Linked DNA regions of Homo sapiens: region 1 is linked to region 2. The links are chromatin loops, found by intact Hi-C in ENCODE. Cell type or tissue: CD4-positive, alpha-beta T cell. All regions are shown on one strand. Links, peaks and the distances in the headings refer to the core of each region. The heading gives the core; the rest is flanking DNA. Region 1 overlaps TPI1 (triosephosphate isomerase 1). Region 2 overlaps C1RL-AS1 (C1RL antisense RNA 1).

Region 1 (2,909 bases), core at 310-2,809, 240 kb before region 2:
AGGGCCGCTGGGGTCCGGGCAGGGGCCTCGCAGCCGCAGCCCCGTCGGTGCGTCGAGGGGGCAGGGCGGAGCACATGATGCCCCTTGGACTATGGGGCAGGTAAGGACGTTTTGGGTCTCCTGGAGGAAGGTGGCCCCGGGGCGCGCACTGGGGCTGTGCCCGCCAGGCGACGGGGTTAGGAGCGGAGCCCGAGGCTCTGCGGGAGACCGGGGGAGGCTGGGCCGCGTGGGCTTCCCGCTCCCTGCGCCCTGGCCTCCCGCGCCGTGCGCCGCCGCACGTAGCCCCAGACTCCTCCCCTTCCTCGCCGGCGTCCGCGTCCCCGCGCCGAGCTGCTCGGGCTCCCTGAGCCCCAGATCTGACCCCTTCCCTTCGGCAACCTGAACGACTCCCGCCTTCCACGGAAGGGACCGAGCCCGTGCCAAACAGGCTGAGCGATTTGGGAGTGAGGAGCCATCCTACCGCTTTCCCCAACCTGGAAACAGCAAAGCGCAAGGCCTCTGAGTCAGTTAGGTCTCTGCCACCCACGGGCAAAGGATGCTCTCCTCCATCCTCCTTCCTCCCTCCACCGAAATCGGAGAGCCGCGGGCCTGATCCAAAGAGGCATCCCCTTCTCGTTCATTCCCCAGAGGCCTCAATACAAACCCCAGGAGTTGGCCCCTCTCCTTTTGCTACAAATCCTTGCCTTGCAAAGGGGAGGTGAGGATGGGCTATTTTAGAAGGGAAGCAGGGTTGCTCCCTGGAGAATGCTGAGTCTGTGAGGTGCCTATGCCGAGAATAGCTCGAGGAAATTGGAGCCCCAGCTGTTAAAAGAGCAGAGGGCAGGGTGAGGGCCGTGGCCTCTCAGGGGTATCTGGAAGGCTCTTCGAGTTGAGTGCAGACCCAGCCTGGGCTGGAAAATGGACAAAGGTCATCTTGCTGGGGTGAAAAGGGGGAGAGCAGAACCAAGAAGAAGAGGGTGAGGGCTGGGGGGCTCCAGGGCACTGGTTAGGAATTGTGGGGAATGAAGGCTTTCTTTAGTCTCATCCCCCTGTGGTACCATCTTGTCCTCAGAGGTGGTTTGTGCTCCCCCTACTGCCTATATCGACTTCGCCCGGCAGAAGCTAGATCCCAAGATTGCTGTGGCTGCGCAGAACTGCTACAAAGTGACTAATGGGGCTTTTACTGGGGAGATCAGGTGAGATCGAGGTGGAGAGGGGTGTGTGGGACCCTTCCCTCACTTTCCTCGTTGAGGGGAAAGCCACAGGGTGGGCTCCCTGCTGAACCTTGGCTTCATCTCTTCCTTTAGCCCTGGCATGATCAAAGACTGCGGAGCCACGTGGGTGGTCCTGGGGCACTCAGAGAGAAGGCATGTCTTTGGGGAGTCAGATGAGGTTAGTAGCCAAGAGAGAAGATAAGGGATGTCTTTTTCCAAGAAGGATGTCTCACCAAGTCTGTTTCTCAACAGCTGATTGGGCAGAAAGTGGCCCATGCTCTGGCAGAGGGACTCGGAGTAATCGCCTGCATTGGGGAGAAGCTAGATGAAAGGGAAGCTGGCATCACTGAGAAGGTTGTTTTCGAGCAGACAAAGGTCATCGCAGGTATCTCTGGAGAAAGGGACCTTTGAGCCTATCCAGGGCCACAGAGACTCAGAGGGTAGGGTCAGGCCCTGGAGCCTGTCTTGGTCCCCATGCTGATCCAGAAAAGGAAAAAGGGGAGGGGGAGTGACAATCTTTGCTTGGGGCCTATGACTTCTCCAGCCCCAAGGTAGATGCCACCTGGAAATCCCCCAATGTCCACTAGGGGGCAGTAGGCCACCGTTCTTCGTACTCCGGAGAACCTGGCTGGAGAGCTCTTTCTTGTTCACCCTTCCCTCCATCTGTATCTCTGCCCTGCAGATAACGTGAAGGACTGGAGCAAGGTCGTCCTGGCCTATGAGCCTGTGTGGGCCATTGGTACTGGCAAGACTGCAACACCCCAACAGGTAACCGGGCCCAGGAGCCCTGCCCTCATCCCAGCCTGCCTCAATAGGTTTGGACAGACACAGCCCACATGGGGCAACCCCTTATTTCAAAGACACAGAGACCTTGAACCCAGAGACAGTGACTTGTCCAAGGGCATCCAGTCCAGGGCCTGGCTTGGATCAGAGCCCTGGTACTCTGACTCAGTCAGAAACCACACTAAGTGTCCACTGGTGCCAGTGATTTTTCCTCTTAGAGAGGCAGAAAAGGTCTTACTTAGGCCAGCTTCTTGTTCTAGGCCCAGGAAGTACACGAGAAGCTCCGAGGATGGCTGAAGTCCAACGTCTCTGATGCGGTGGCTCAGAGCACCCGTATCATTTATGGAGGTGAGTGGCTTTGGTTCCCGGCTGAGGTGGAGTGGGCTGAGGACTAGACTGAGCCCTCGGACATGGAGGTGGGGATGGGGCAGACTCATCCCATTCTTGACCAAGCCCTTGTTCTGCTCCCTTCCCAGGCTCTGTGACTGGGGCAACCTGCAAGGAGCTGGCCAGCCAGCCTGATGTGGATGGCTTCCTTGTGGGTGGTGCTTCCCTCAAGCCCGAATTCGTGGACATCATCAATGCCAAACAATGAGCCCCATCCATCTTCCCTACCCTTCCTGCCAAGCCAGGGACTAAGCAGCCCAGAAGCCCAGTAACTGCCCTTTCCCTGCATATGCTTCTGATGGTGTCATCTGCTCCTTCCTGTGGCCTCATCCAAACTGTATCTTCCTTTACTGTTTATATCTTCACCCTGTAATGGTTGGGACCAGGCCAATCCCTTCTCCACTTACTATAATGGTTGGAACTAAACGTCACCAAGGTGGCTTCTCCTTGGCTGAGAGATGGAAGGCGTGGTGGGATTTGCTCCTGGGTTCCCTAGGCCCTAGTGAGGGCAGAAGAGAAACCATCCTCTCCCTTCTTACACCGTGA
Region 2 (2,909 bases), core at 86-2,585:
ACAATAATAATAGAAAGAAAACATGCAATGAATGTAATGTGTTTGAACTATCCTGAAACCATCTCCCTCTGGCCCCATCCCTGGTTTGTGGAAAAACCGTTTTCCATGAAGCCAGTCCCTTGTGCCAAAAAGGGTGGGGACTGCTGGTATAGAGGACAAGGGGGTGGACTCATGGTTACAAGTTTCCTTCATTTCACATGAAGTGGTACAATAGGAACTGAGAAAACTGGAGTTTAGGATGCAGACTAATTCCCAGAGCAGCGGGTCTCCACCCTGTGGTGTGGGAAGACCCACAGGCCCTAAGATCCTTTCACGGGGTCTGTGAGGTAACAAAATGACTTTCATAAAAATACTCAGATGTTCTTTGCTTTTTTCCCTCTCATTCTGTCATGGTATATGGTGGATTTACAGAGGCTACGTGATGTGCAATGATTCATCCGTGGCAGTGAGCGGGATGCGTGCTTGTGTATCTTTGTGATTTAAAATGTTCTCAATTTTGATTTCTAGTACAGTGACTATTAATAGATATACCCTACATAAGCCAAAGCTCTCTGGAGTTCTCAATAATTTTTTAAGGGTATAAAGTTTGAGAACAGTTGCCCTAGGGTGACTACTAGTAGAAAAAAGCAAAGAAGTATAGCTGAAAGGCCGATGTAGAAATGAAAATGGATGTCTGAATTTGGGGGGACTTTTTTCTAATAGGGTAACCTATTAGAAATCATCCTGGTCTGTCTAGAAATGAGGTTTTCCTAGGACATGAGGTTTTCAACACTAAAACCAGTTAAGTTCCCCGACACGCCAGGACAGTTGGTCACCTTATTGCTAACACTTCAATCATTTACTTCAGTTCCCTTTCCCTTACCCAAGTGTCCCTAAAGAGCATAGGCCACCTCTGCTCTATGTTAAGGCCCCCAAGTGCAGGTAAGGGAGCTGGGATTCCTGGCATGCTAAGTAAAGGTAGCAAGCTACCAAATTGTAAGGATACTATGTTTACAAATATAGAAAGCACCCGTGAGAAAAATCTAAAATAACTGCTTCCTATTAGAGTATGGGGTTGTGGATGATTTAAACCATGTTTCTCTGTTTAGTAAAACTTCTTTAATATTATTTAATAACTTTGATAGTTACAAAATAAATGTATCTGAAATTATAATTGTGACCAGATGGTCCTTTCTGAGCCAGACAGGATTAGAGAATGAGGGGATGGATCCTTTAATCGGCATCTTTAATCCACATGATTAATGAAGAAGTTTTTGTCCTTGCATATAAACTTAGGCCAGGCATGGGTCTTTCCAATCTTAGCTGGGCAAACAAGGTTGGGGTGCTCCAGTGACTTTATTTTTGGTTTTATTTTTGAAAATCGTGTTGGTGCTGCCCCCTTCTGTCCTGAAAGGGGAAGGGCAGGACAACAGAAAGTGCCTTGGGGCTTCCTGGCCAGGGAGTTTCTCTGCAGCCTTCATGAGCCCCCAGCATTTAGAGAGGAGCTTGCCCTCTCCTGGAATCCAAACAGCCACAGGAGAGCCCAGGCAGAGGAGTCTGGGGCAGCACGAGCCATTTCTGTCCACAGCTTCCCTGTCTTATCTCTAGATACCTTGCCCTGGGCTGGGACACGTGGGGGCTTTTGTGCCCAGTGCCAGGTGAGGAGGGAGATACAGGAGCGAGGTGAAGAGCAGCAGGGGTGATGAGGCGGCTGAGTCAGCCAGACTGGGACCCTTTGCTTCTGTCTGGCATGGCCAGTGGAGATGTGGACAGCCCAGGGCAGAGGGGTGACCCTAATGGGTCACACTCCTCCACCCCCAAGTTATCTCAGGCTTTCATGTCAGGGCCTTGACTTCCATGCCTTATGGACACCTAGGCAGTCGCTAGCTCAACCCCAATGGAGTGTCAGCCACTAGGTTTAGCCCTTAAGCCCATCCTCCCTACTCTGCCAGTATCTAAAATCTCAATCAATCGTGCCCCTTCCCAGGTTAAAACTTTTCAATGACTGTGCCTCCTGATCCATGAGATGAAGCCCCAGCCACTTGTTTGTCTCGTCAGGTTCTTCCTTCATAATCAGGCTCTGCATGACTTTCTGGCTTCGCTCTCCACCGCTGCCGCCTCGCATGTGTGTTCCAGGCGCGGTCATGATGCTATGGCTTCACAAACATGCCTTGCGTTTGCATGTGTGACTCCCCGACCAATGCCGTGTTCTTCAGTCATCAGCATAACATGCTGCTTAAAGGAGTGGGCTTGTGTGCCACACTCACCAGGTTTAAACCCAGGCTCTACCATTTAAAAGTTTGGTGACCAAGGCCAGCTTACATAATTTCTCTGTGCCTCTTAACATCCTCATCTGAAGAACAAGGATGAGGACAACGGTACCCACACCAGAGGGTTGGTGTGAGGGTTAAATGAGTTAATAACCAGAATTGCTTAGGGCAGTGTCTGTCATTTGGCAAACAATAAATATCATTACTTGCTTAGGAAGCAGAATAGAATAGCAAAATGGTTAGATCAGTGGTACTCAACAAGGAGCAGTTTTGCTCCCCAGGGGATATTTGATGATATCTAGAGATTTCTTTTTTCCATTACTGGCATTTAGTGGATACAGGCCAGTGATGCTGGTAAGCATCCTAGTGCACAAGGCAGCAGGTCCCACAACAAAATGTTACCTGGTCCTGAACGTCAATAGGGGCGAGGTGGAGAAACTGAGGGTTGGGTGGTCAGGCTCCAATCTGTTTGGGTTCAAATCCCATCTCTGTCTTTTATTTCATGTATAACCTTTGGCAAATTACTTAAAATTCTCTGTTCCTTAGTTTTCTTATCTGTAGAATGGGGACAATAACCTGTGCTTGGGTTCCTGAGAAGAGTCAGCGTTCGGCATGTAGTACTCATGCCCTGGATGCCGGCCATTTTTACTCACCTCTCTC

Evidence for each region. Peaks named below come from ENCODE experiments on the same cell type or tissue, not always from the same donor. Only the 100,000 strongest peaks of a DNase experiment are listed, where the experiment ranks them.
Region 1: it touches region 2 in a loop (16-fold over the local background); 27 of 110 quality-filtered maps call a loop at or near these places.

The regions. Positions count from the first base shown.
Region 1 is chr12:6,867,813-6,870,721 of GRCh38, forward strand. TPI1 (triosephosphate isomerase 1) reads left to right here. Exons shown (of 7, transcript NM_000365.6): 2 at 1,052-1,175; 3 at 1,287-1,371; 4 at 1,446-1,578; 5 at 1,876-1,961; 6 at 2,237-2,324; 7 at 2,453-2,909. The coding sequence ends at 2,571. Among named protein-coding and RNA genes, the nearest start is that of TPI1, 1.7 kb to the left of the region's middle. RefSeq lists a silencer at 1-325 and an enhancer at 2,909. In CD4-positive, alpha-beta T cell, for the core only: CTCF peaks have their summits at 1,762 (motif pointing right) and 1,974; DNase peaks (open chromatin) are centred at 1,043 and 1,789; H3K4me3 peaks cover 874 bases; H3K27ac peaks cover 978 bases.
Region 2 is chr12:7,112,107-7,115,015 of GRCh38, forward strand. The region is part of intron 6 of C1RL-AS1 (C1RL antisense RNA 1); the gene reads left to right. Among named protein-coding and RNA genes, the nearest start is that of C1RL, 4.3 kb to the left of the region's middle. RefSeq lists an enhancer at 1,161-1,662. In CD4-positive, alpha-beta T cell, for the core only: a CTCF peak has its summit at 1,381 (motif pointing left); a DNase peak (open chromatin) is centred at 1,375.